2 separate regions of the Homo sapiens genome follow, and region 2 is linked to region 1. The links are chromatin contacts, found by Hi-C or POLR2A ChIA-PET in ENCODE. All regions are on one chromosome and are shown on one strand. The core of a region is the stretch at or near the end of the contact, and the rest is flanking DNA. Distances in the headings are between cores, read along the strand shown.

Region 1 (6,336 bases), core at 584-3,083:
GATTACAGATGTGAGCCACTGCGCTTGGCCTCTCTCTCTCTCTTTTCTAAGACAGTCTCTTGCTCTATCACCCAGGGTGGAGTGCAGTGACACTATCACAGCTCACTGCAGTCCCTAACTCCTAAGCTTAAGCGATCCTCCCGTCCTCTCAGCCTCCCGTGTAGGTGGAAGGATGCAGCTAACTTTTTATTTTTACTTTTCTAGAAAAGTGGGTATCTCACTTTGTTGCCCAGGTTGGTAGTTAGATTCTCATGTCTGCTTCTGTATTCAATCTGTAGCAATATCACCCGTCGATTTTCCAGAGGCTTCTAGAAAATTCCATGTACTCTCCTGACTCAGAGAATGAAAAAAGCAAAATCATCTTTATATTATTATAAAAATAGTATAATTATAAAAATAGGATTGACATTAAAGATTACCCCTAGATCCCTGGAGCATATTTGGGGAACTGGCTGGTTGGAGTATGTTATTCCATTGATGACCCAACCTAGATTGTCCGGACTTGCCTCATTTTTCTCCTAACTGGAAGTGACAAGGCAGGCAGCTCTAGCCTCATGACAAGCGTGGTGGCTCACGCCTGTAATCCCAGCACTTTGGGAGGCCGAAGCAGGTGGATTACCTGAGGTCGGGAGTTCATGACCAGCCTGATCAACATTGAGAAACCCCGTCTCTACTAAAAATAAAAAAAAAACTTAGCCAGGCACTGTGGCGCATGCCTATAATCCCAGCTACTTGTTGGGGGCAGAGGTAGGAGAAGCGCTTGAACCCGGGAGGCGGAGGTTGTGGTGAGCCGAGATCGCGCCATTGCACTCCAGCCTAGGCAACAAGAGCAAAACTCTGTCAAATAAATAAATAAATTAATTAATGAAAAAGAGGGCATTATGGATCTAATCTACTGTTGTATTTCCTGTATTTTCTACACAGTGGGCATTCAGTGACCACCTGTTGAGTGAGTTCATGGCATCCAAGTGCACAGCCACCTAAGGCATCGGGCCTCATGAAATCACAAGCAGCCAAGGCTGGCAGGTTCCTGGGACAATTTAGCAAACTCAAGGCTATGGTGCGGGTGGGTGCAGTGGCTCATGCCTGTAATCCCAACATATGGGGAGGCAGAGGTGGCGGATCACCTGAGGTCCAGGAGTTCAAGACCAGCCTGGCCAACATAGTGAAACCCCATGTCTATTAAAAGTACAAAAATTAGCCGGGCATGGTGGTGCACACCTGTGGTCCCAGCTACTCGGGAGGCTAAGGCAGGAGAATCGCTTGAACCTGGGAGGTGGGAAATGGGGGTACAGTGAGCTGAGATCACGCCACTGAACTCCAGCCTGGGCGACAAGAGCGAAACTCCGTCTCAAAAAAAAAAAAAAAAAAAAAAGACTACGGTGCTAGGACCAATCTCCTGAGTCACAAAATTTAAGGAGTCGTCCAAAAAAGTAAATAAGATAAATATTTTCAAACAATATTAGAAAATTCAAATCGGAAACTACCGACCGGGTGAGGAGTTGTTTTTGTAAATAAGGTCTTATTCCTAATAAGTTTCGAAAGTCTAAATCTTCACACGAGTCACTCAAAAGAAAGGCCCAGCTCAGGAGCCTGCATCTGCGCTATGGCGGGTAAGCCCCGGTGGCTGACCGGAAGAAGCGCCCACGGAGGCGAACCCCAGGCGCCCCTCAGCCTACTTCCATTTCCCCTCGCGACCCTTCGCCCCGCCCACTCTAGCTGGCTGTGCCTGACTGGCTGGGCTGCCGCATATTCGCGCTGCCATTGGTCCATAATCAGCTGGGGGTGGGCGTAGGGAGACCTACTTCAGCAGGTCCTGGCCGGACCAGCATTGTTAACGGCTGCGGTTCGAAGTGGCTGTGGGTATTGCTGCGGCTGGTGCGTCGTCGCTCTAGGTACGTTGGGGCCGGGCGAGTGTCCTGCGAGAGCGGCGATTGGCGGGGTGGCGGCTCTAGGAGCGTCGGTCGCCTCTCTGAGGGCCGGCCCCGGAGGCCTCGGAGCGCCGGGCCTACCGGACGTTTGCGGCGAAGCTGCCCTGACTGAAAAGCGTCCGCGGGGCCGTCTGACAGGTCCGGGAAGAGGCCCCTGAGGGGCGGACGGGCGCGTCTCCACCGTTTTCGCAGAGGGATACTGGTGAAGCGGGAGTGGTGTGCGGCCTCAGGTCCGGGCGGCACTGGGGTTAGGGACTGCGGAGGGAAGTGGTGCGTGTTTTTTGTCCTGAGGGGTAAGTAAAAGCTCGCTCTTGTCCGGAATGCTTTCAGAAATTAACGGATAAATCTCCACCTCCACCAATTTTAGTGTCCCATTGCCAAATTTTCTTGAGTTGTTTTAATCATCTAATGAAGTCAGGTGCCAGAAGGCAACTGGATCTCGCCTGGCGGCCTTGAAGTTTGTTAAAAAGTAGGGACCAGAGCATCAGGAAAAATACAAAATTCTGAGTAAAATGCTGAAATCCCGTACCTCTGAGCTTGCCGGTGTAAGGATGGTAGGATTTAAGGAAGACGATTTCCTTAAGGTAGAAGTTCGTTTTTATGAATATGTTTTTAAGAAAATTCCATCTTATCGCCCTTCTCTAACCAGTTTTCTCCAAGTTTGGCAAGCAAGTTTGAGAAAGAGAGGACGCAATAATTTTTTTTGCCTTATTTTTGTTAAAACCTTACCGCACTTAAGGAAACGGACTTTCTACCTTTCCGTGTTTCTGTGTTGAAAATGAAGTTTCTAACCACGTGTTCCTTCCTTTACGACACAATGGCTTTTTCTGTTCTGAAGACTTGCATATGGTTAATATGTATGGAAGAAGAGGACAGTTGTACTGAATAGTCCACATTAGAAAAATTATGTCATATTCACTTAAATTGTTATTCTAGATTGCGACTTAATACTGTTTTTATTATGATTTTGTCATATTTATTGTAGCCAGTAAATGACCTGCGACATAACTATTTGCAAAACAAATGGGGAAGACCAAGATAAAGATAAGTTATATCACAGGAAAGCAATTGAAAATGCAAAAATGAAGCATCTGAATGAAGGACTAATAACACTGAATTCAGCTTTTGTGAAGTATGCCTTTCTTCTTAGCTCGTTTATTCTGCAATACGTTTGTAGAAGTGTTGACTCCGATCTTAATCAAATTTACTTCACTCTCAGTCTTATCTGCAGATATGTACAGACCACATCCTAAGATTGACTTCTGCCTCAACAGAAATACATGAGCCAGTGCCTTATTGGAAATGATTTGCGTGTTTTAAGAACTGGTGTATATAGGTACATCTTGAATGTTCTGCTTTCCTTGCCTTATGCCTGTACTTCACCTCAGCCTTCAATTCCATTGTGTTTCCTTGCTACTTGGTATCTTGAAATCTGGTACGAAACTATTGCATGATCCCTGCACCTTTGCTTCTGCATATATCATAGCTCTCTTATAGTGAGTGTGCACAATCTATTTCATTTGATGTAATCAAAGTTTAATATATTGGATAGTTAAAAATAAAATACAACTTTAAATGCGCAAGAGTATTAGTTCTCATTGTTGAGCGAGATGATACAAAATACCAAAAAATCTTATTCTCTCATTCTATGTCAGTCTATTTTACTCCCCCCCCCTCCCCCCGCCACCCGGACACACACACACTGCGGTGACTTATCTATCTCGTTTATTTTATTTTATTTTACTTATTTATTTTTCTTTGTGAGGCAGAGATTCGCTCTTTGGCTCAGGCTGGAGTGAAGTGGCGCGATCTCGGCTCACTGCAACCTCCTCCCTCCGGGTTCAAGTGATTCTCCTGCCTCAGCCTTGCAAGTAGCTGGGATTATAGGCGCCCGACTAGTTTTTGTATTTTTAGTAGAGATGGGGTTTCACCGTGTTGGCCAGGCTGGTCTCGAATTCCTGACCTCAGGTGATCAGCCCGCCTCTGCCTCCCAAAGTGCTAGGATGACAGGCGCTAGTCTTAGCGCCCGGCCTATCTCATATTTTTATATCATTTAGATAATTATTCTGCTTTACAGTAGACTAGGATAGTTTTTCATCTTCATTTTTACCAACGATGGGACAGATTGGAGTCAGCCAGTGTCTAGAGAGAAATAACCATGACTTTTTGGAGGAAAGGGAGATAATATATTGGATTTTTTTGAACTTCTGATTAAGCCATGAAATGTTTAGAGAGGTGTTACTGAAGTTAGCCATGAATTATTTAGAGGCATTATATGTGTCTACTAAATGTGGTCATAAGTTTCATTAGTATACCTCTGAGGCTCTAGTGTGTACAGTATGCTGATGTGAAATAGCTTATCAGATAGCCATGGCAAAAGTTGCCAAGGCCTTTTTAGTACTCTTTACTAAGGAGACAGTGACTTTGGGAGGCTTTTCAGTACTTGTTATTAAGGAGAGAATAACTCTGGGTGGCTTTCCAGAGGTTTGTTTTTTAAGTGAATATTCATTAAACAGCATTAAAACTACTGTAAGAAAGGCATGTCACTGAAGATATAAAAAATATTTGTAGGCCGGGCGCGGTGGCTCACACCTGTAATCCCAGCACTTTGGGAGGCTGAGGCAGGTGGATCACGAGGTCAGGAGATTGAGACCATCTTGGTTAACATGGTGAAACCCCGTCTCCACTAAAAAATACAAAAAAATTAGCCGGGCGTGGTGGCCGGCGCCTGTAGTCCCAGCTTCTCGGGAAGCTGAGGCAGGAGAATGGCGTGAAGCCGGGAGGCGGAGCTTGCAGTGAGCCGAGATCGCACCACTGCATTCCATCCTGGGCGACAGAGCAAGACTGTCTCAAAAAAAAAAAAAAATTATAGTGGGAAATTTAGATAAAGAAGTAGTAGTTCTCTCGGGGCTGTTTTTTTGAGGAGGTGATCTTTAAGCTTGATCTTGAAAGAGCATAGACTAGGAGGGAAGGTTGATAATATGACAGTTCTGGTCAATTTGGAAAGTGAAGGTTAGGTTTATAAGAAGGTTCAGTTGATATCTCCAGGAAAAGACAAACTACTGTGAAAGAAAGATAGTGTAGTCATGGTAGTCTATCTGGCTATATAGAGAATATTTATAACAACTTAAATATTGATTTAACTGAAAATACGATGAGCTGTAAGAGACGTGTGAACTACAGAACTGGATCTACGAATGACAGGAGGGCAGACCACAGTGCTTTTCACATCCTCCCCTCCTTCCCTTGGGCATAAGACCTGGCTATAGGAAATCTAGCTAATTACAAGAACGTCTTTATAATTTGGAGGGAAACTCTTGGAACTGTGAGTGCTCCCCGTCCAGTGTTACCATCCCCTACCATCCAATTAAAATGTTTCCAACCCACCTCCAAAAAAAATACATATGTGAGCTAAATCTTCATCTGCAATTACAGGAAATCGACATGGCTAAAATTTGTAACTCAAGAAACAGTATGAAAATATTTTAAAATACTGAGATTTTAAAAACAAGTTGTTAAAATTAAAGTGATTGCCATTAGATATTCGGGAGTGCTGGCAAGCAACTGCTTTATTTCATAATGAGCATTTTATACTATTACATTGATAAAACTTGAAAAAAGTAATGTCAGAATTCTATTAGCATTCAGGTGATGCGGATGCTGCTGGTCTATGAACCACACTTGGCATTACTTCATGGTCATTATGAGATTAACTGCCACCTGGCCTGAGTTTTGTTATTTTGTTAACCACTATATAACTCTTAAAGGGCCCTGTCGCTTCATAATAACTGTTTTGTGTTTGTGATAGACTTCTTCGAGTCTTAAGACCCTCCGTTCAAATATTGGCTGAAGTACCTGACTTTGAACAAGATTAGTTAAATGGGTTTTTTCTAAATTTTTACTTTTTAAAAAGAGTAACAGTAAAAATTCAGTTCAGTAGTTTTTTTTAATTTAATGAGAATTGTTCTTATTAAAGTGTTTATTATGTATTAAGATACTACCTTGGAGAACATCACTGGAGAACAGAGATGTTTTATAATGGAGAAACCCAATGAAGCAGGAAAAAACCCAACTAAATCAGCATGCACCCATAACTTCGAACTATAACAGGAAAAAAGATTAAGCTAACTTTTAACCACAAAGATACAGGAAATATGTTATTGCTTGGAAAGTAACATGCTTGTGAATAATCTACAGGTTAAAAAATTACAATGCATCTTAGAGAATATTGGATAAATATCAAATTATAAGGTAGAGTTTTTCAAAACTTGTGGGCTCAACTAAAGTAGGGCTTAGAGGAAAATTTACAGCTTTAAGTGAGAAATTAGAAAAAAAGGTAATAGGCTGGGCATGCTGACTCATGCCTGTAATCCCACCACTTTGTGAGGCCAAGGTAGAGGATAAC
Region 2 (6,234 bases), core at 766-3,265, 1.4 Mb after region 1:
GTATCTAGTGGGTAGAGGCCGGGGATGCTGCTAGACATCCTACAGTAGTCAGGGCAGCCCCCACAACACAGAATTATCTGACCCAAAATATCAACAGTGCCAAGACGGAGAAACCCTGCTGACAGTACCTGGCCTATGGAAAATGCTCACTGAGAGTTATTATAATTTATCTTTCCACTAAAATCCCCGATCTTTTGACACCTCTTTGACAACTGGCCACATATCGTGCTAAATAAACTCAAAAATGTTCCGAGGTGAAATCACAGATATCATAGTAGCAATACAGATCTTATAAACTGGAATCCCAAAAGACCCACTGTGGATTTGGGAGACCAGAAGTACACCTGAAATATACAGCAAATTTTGTATGTGTGTACATTCCTGAAAAGACACACATGAACTTTCATGTTCCTACCCCCTACACCCCAGCCTACTGTCAGGCCTTTTTATCAATTCCAGGGAAACACCAAGCTTGCCCAGCCTCAGAAACTCTGCATTTGCTGTTCGCTCTACCGTGGACACGCTCCCCCGGGATCTTCCCAGCGCTGGTCCCTTCTCCTTTTTGTATAAGCTTCAAATGTCACTTCCTTAGGAAGTCTTTCCCCACCGCCATCGTTTCTATGCCCTGCATAGCACTGAAGCTTTAAAAAATTATATTTACTTGTTCACTGTCCCATCCACTCAAGGGAGCAAAAAGTTCACCCGGACGAGCGTCCGGCACATAGTAGGTGCAGATAAATAATCGTTAGATCAGGCCGGGTGCGGGGCTCTCGCCTGTAATCCCAGCACTTTGGGAGGCCGAGACGGGTGGATCACGTGAGGTCAGGAGTTCGAGACCAGCCTGGCCAACGTGGTGAAACTCTGTCTCTACTAAAAATACAAAAATTAGCCAGGCGTGGTGGCGCGCGCCTGTAATCCGAGCTACTCAGGAGCTGAGGCAGAAGAACCCCTTGAACCCGGGAGGCGGAGGTTTCAGTGAGCCGAGATCGCGCCACTGCACTCCTGCCTGGGACACAATGCGTGACTCCGTCTCAAAATAAAAATAATCGTTAGATCAATGAGTGCGGGAATTCTAAAAGGGGTCTGGAACTCTCGCAAGGTTGTGGATCACTACACCTGAAGCTTAAGGGGAATGAAATCGGTGAGAAATGAGGGTCCTACAGCCCGGGCCGAAGTGACAGGTCCACCCCTAGTGACTCCAACAGGTGAGGAGCACCCCCGACCCGCCTCCCTCGGCACTAAAGCGGGACGATAGGGCGCAGGGCTCCACCCGGAAGCCTCGCCATAATGTCCGCGGGCGGGCCGGGGCGAGGAGAAGGTGGGAAGCCGTGGCCGCAGGTTCCGGGAGGGGTCAGCCGTCCTGGGCAAGGTCAGGCCCGACTTCCCCGGCTGAGGCCGCTGCGACCCGGCCCTGCAGGCTCCAGGCGGCAGAGCAAGGGGAGCGCCCTAGCGGGGCCCCAGGGTCCGGGCCGCCTCACCTGCAGGTGAACTTGAGGGCGAGGAGCAGCGCGCAGCCGAGCGCCACGGCCCCGCAGAGCAGCTCCGGCCGCTGGCGCGCCATGAGGAAGGCGCCACGCAGCCCGCGACGGAGCCGGCCCGCCGAGGACGCTGTGGCCAGGGTCGGGCTCGAGCTGAGGCAGTCTGAGCCCGCGGGGCCGCCGCCGCCCCCTCCCTCGTCCTCGGCGTCCTCGCTGCTGCTGCTGCCGCCGCCGCGGCCTCCGCATTCCGACATTACATGCTCCCAGTCGCCGGCTTTATACCGCCGCCGCCGCCTCGGGCCCGAAGGCCCGGCCCGGCCCGTTGCTCCCCAATCCCGCAGCTCGCCGCACCCGCTAACCCGGACGCTCCACGTCAGCCGCGCCGCCGCCGCGGGGTCCGCCCCACCTCACACCCCAGAGCACGCAGCTCCGCCCACCGCTCACGGAGTCCGGGCGGGCACCGACACCGCCCAAATCCCCGCCCCCAACGGGCCACGCCCTGCACCCTACGTAAATGCACGGAAGCCTTCCCCGCCCGCAGCCCAGTCTTGGCCCCACCGGTCACGACCCCGCTCACGGAGTCTGCGCAGGCGCCGTCGCGGGGCGTGGAGAAGCTGCTCCCTTGGGATAAGGCCCGCGGGGAATACTTGGAACCTTGACACCGCTGTAGTCTGCTCTCGCCGCGCTGGGTTTTAGGAGCCGTAACGACAATAATCGTGTCCACCATTCTCACTACAGGCCCCGAAGCACGTAGGTGCCGTTTTTTATCCCAACTTAACTGAAGAAAAAAAAAACACGGCCGGGCGCGGTGGCTCAAGCCTGTAATCCCAGCACGTTGGGAGGCCAAGGCGGGCAGATTACATGAGACCAGGCGTTCAAGACCAGCCTGGCCAACATGGTGAAACCTCGTCTCTACTAAAAATACAAATATATTAGCCGGGCGTGGTGGCGGGCGCCTGTAATCCTAGCTGCTTGGGAGGCTGAGGCAGAGAATTGCTTGAACCCTGGAGGCGGAGGTTGCAGTGAGTGGAGATGGCGCCACTGCACTCCCGTCTGGGGGAGAGAGAGAGAGAGACTCTTGTCTCAAAAAAAAAAAAAGGACTTGTCCTCCAATGTCAATAACAACAAACTAGACAAATAAAACTTCGAGGGCATTAAGGCAATATGGTGTTATGCCACAAACAGAAGGCACAGCTAACGGCCAGTAGCTGAGACGCCACCTCTGCCACAGGTCAGCTATGTGACCCACGTGCAAATCTCATCACTTCCTGTCTGGTTCTGCTTCTGTGGATGTAGAATGGGGCAATCAATGGCTGTCTTGCTCAATTGGCCAGACATTTAATGTGTCAACCACCCAGGCCCAACATGTTGTGAGTTCATGTACACCGACCATTTTGCTATTTCTTTTCTATATGTCACTTTTTTTTTTTTTTTGGTTGTTTTTTGATACAGGGTCTTGTGTCACCCAGGCTGGAGTGCAATGGCGCAATCATAGCACACTGAAGCCTTGACAACCCCAGCTCAAGCGATCCACCCCCGTCAGCCTCCCAAGTAGTAGGCAACACAGATGTGTGCGACTACGCCCAGCTAATTTTTTTTTTTTGTGGAGACAAGGTCTCTCCATGTTGCCTAGGCTGGTCTTGAACTCCTGGGCTCAAGCGATCTTCCCCCTTCGACCTCCCAAAGCGTTAGGATTATGTAAAAGCATGAGTCACTGCGCCCACCTGTCACATCTTTTTGTTTCTTCTATACTGCCTTATTTTGTAGAAAGTAGCTATTTTCTCGTATAACATTAATTCCTTTATTTTTAACTTGTCCCTCATCTCTGTTTTGTGTTATTATTACCCTTATTATCTATGTTACAAACCCAACCATACAGTGTTAATCTTGTTTTAAAAAGCTGAGAAAAAATATATAGTTACAGAGTTTTTTTAACCTTCTAATTTGCCACTTATACTTCTGTTGATTCCTTTGTGTAGATTAGAGTTACACAATTTATTGCTAAAGAAAATAAATATGGTCAAAAGTCACCAGTGTCCTCATTCACTGTAGCTTGCTGCAACAGAATTTACCCTACACTTCCATAAGACATCTGACATTTGCACAGGGCTTCATAAGGTCCAAAGTACTTTCGTTGTCTGTGGTTTAATCTCACAAAACCCATAGTCCTTTGTGAGCAAATGCAAGGCAGTGTCTTACTGACCAGAAAACCACCCTGGATTAACAAAAGAATGCCTCCTTTCCTCTTCACTTTCTGAGCAACTGGGGCCCTGCTCTGGCAGCAGAATGTTCTCTTTTTTATTTTTTGTAGAGATGGGATCTCACTGTGCTGCCCAGGCTGGTCTTGAACTCCTGGCCTCAAGTGATCCTCCTGCTCTGGACTCCGAGAGTCCTGGGATCACAAGTCTGAGCCACTGCAGCTGGCCCAGAACGTTCTTCTGAAACAATTATAAATTTGTTTCAAAATACACTAGGCCTTTCGGGTCAGGCTGTACTACTTTTCATAGGTTAGGTCAGCCCTAACTCGTCCACACCAACTTGTATCTGAGTTTTCCATAGCCACTTTTTTTTTTTTTTTTCTTTGAGATGGAGTCTCACTCTATCGCCCAGGCTGGAGTGCAGTGGCACCAGGTCGGCTCACTGCAACCTCCGTCTCTTGGATTCAAGCAATTCTCCTGCCTCAGCCTCCCAAGTAGCTGGGATTACAGGTGCCCACCACCACGCCTGGCTAATTTTTATATTTTTAGTAGAGATAGGGTTTCACCATGTTGGCCAGGCTGGTCTCAAACTCCTGACCTAAGGTGATCCACCCGCCTCGGCCTCCCAAAGTGCTAGGACTACAGGCATGAGCCACCACGCCCAGCCTCTTGGCCACTTTTTATACCAAGATCAAGTTGCTCGGGGTTTGAGGAGGGAATGGGGCAGAGGAATATATATGTGTCATGTGCTGTGACAGTGGTCCCAGAAAATTATGATACTGTTTTTATTGTACTGTTTCTTTTCTTTGACAGAGTCTTGCCCTGTCACCCAGGCTGGAGTGCAGTGGCACCATCTTGGCTCACTACAACCTCCACCTCCTGGGTTCAAACAATTCTCATGCCTCTGCCTCCCAAGTAGTTGGGATTACAGGCGTGTGCCACCATGTCTGGCTAATTTTTGTATTTTTTGTAGTGATGGGGTTTTCCCATGGTGGCCAGGCTGGTCTCGAACTCCTGACCTCAAGTGATCTGCCTGCCTTGGCCTCCCAAAGTGTTGGGATTAAAGGCGTAAGCCACCAGTCCCGGCCCACTATACTTTTTCTATGTTTGGGTAAATTTAGATACACAAATACCACTGTGTTACAGTTGCCTAAGATATTTAGTATAGTAACATGCTGTACTGGTTTGTAGCCTAGGAGCAATAGGCTATACCATATACTATATAGCAATAGCCTAGGCGTGGTAGTAGGCTATACTGTCTAGGTTTGTGTGAGTGTACGCTATGGATGTTCACACAACACTGGTATCACCTAACAATGTTATTTCTCAGAACGTGTCGCTGTGATGCATGGCCATGTATTTCCTCAATATTAACCCTTCCTTGCAGCCAGAGAGAACTAATGCTTATTAATTTTGATTTTTTTTTTTTTTTTCCGAGACGGAGTCTTGCTCTGTTGCCCAGGCTGGAGTGCAGTGGTGCAACCTCAGCTCACTGCAACCTCTGCCTCCCAGGTTCAAAAGATTCTTCTGCCTCAGTCTCCCAAGTAGCTGGGACTATAGATGTACACCACCATGCCCAGCTAATTTTTGGATTTTTTTTTTCTTGAGACGGAGTTTCACTCTTGTTGCCCAGGCTGGAGTGCAATGGCACGACCTCGGCTCACCGCAACCTCCGCCTCCTGGGTTCAAGCGATTCTCCTGCCTCAGTCTCCCCGAGTAGCTGGGATTACAGGCACATGCCACCACACCTGGCTAGTTTTGTATTTTTAGTAGAGACGGGGTTTCTCCATGTTGGTCAGGCTGGTCTCAAACTCCCAACCTCAGGTGATCTGCCCACCTCAGCCTCCCAAAGTCCTGGGATTACAGGCGTGAGCCACCACATCCAGCCTAATTTTTGTGTTTTTAGTAGAGATGGGGTTTCACCATGTTGGCAGTGCTTATTAATTTTGAAAGCTTGCAAGCTTTTACTTACAAAACAGGACATGCCTAACAACACAAGATAGCAGATTATGCAGAAGAAAAGGGCAGGCCCTTGGCCTGGGTACTCTGGACAGTGGTGTTTCTGTTCTTGGAGACTGTATCATCACCACAGAATGGGCTTTCTAGAAATGGGCATTCATCCCTTGCATCAGATAAAGCAGTGTATATTCTCATCTCCCCAGGCCAGCTAAAGAATGTTCTTGAGGCATCAGGCGCGGTAATTCTCACCTGTAATCCCAGCACTTTGGGAGGCTAAGGTGAGAGGATTGCTTAAGTCCAGGAGTTGGAGATCAGCCTGGGCAACATAGTGAGATGTCAACTCTACAAAAAATAAAATACAAAAAACATTAGCTGGGCATGGTAGTGCATGCCTGTAGTCCTAGCTACTTGGAGGGCTTAGGCAGGAGGATCACTTGAGCCCAGAAGGTTGAGGCTACAGTGATACAGTGAGCTAAGGTTGTGCCACTGTACTCCAGCCTGGGGGACAGAGCAAGACCCTGTCTCTAAAAAAACCAAAAAGAAAAAGAATATTTCAAATCTGCCCTAACTGCTCTCCTTCAGTTTCCCAATTGGTGCAG

What was found. A loop is a pair of places that touch in the nucleus more often than their neighbours do. ChIA-PET counts read pairs that join two places held with the same protein, here RNA polymerase II (POLR2A). Pooled maps may share reads with other maps.
Region 2: a pooled map shows a loop between it and region 1 (3-fold over the local background). The contact joins the promoter of TXNDC11-AS1 here to the promoter of ATF7IP2 in region 1. A Hi-C loop is called at or near these places in 2 of 50 pooled maps. POLR2A ChIA-PET finds 5 or more read pairs at or near these places in 2 of 52 experiments (activated CD4-positive, alpha-beta T cell and common myeloid progenitor, CD34-positive).

The regions. Positions count from the first base shown.
Region 1 is chr16:10,384,228-10,390,563 of GRCh38, forward strand. It overlaps ATF7IP2 (activating transcription factor 7 interacting protein 2), which reads left to right and starts at 1,834. Exons shown (of 14, transcript NM_001393719.1): 1 at 1,834-1,895. RefSeq lists a silencer at 1,573-1,712.
Region 2 is chr16:11,740,999-11,747,232 of GRCh38, forward strand. It overlaps TXNDC11-AS1 (TXNDC11 antisense RNA 1), which reads left to right and starts at 2,016. Exons shown (of 1, transcript NR_186412.1): 1 at 2,016-3,508. It overlaps TXNDC11 (thioredoxin domain containing 11), which reads right to left and starts at 1,859. Exons shown (of 12, transcript NM_015914.7): 1 at 1,479-1,859. The coding sequence starts at 1,732. RefSeq lists silencers at 1,307-1,976, 1,839-2,361.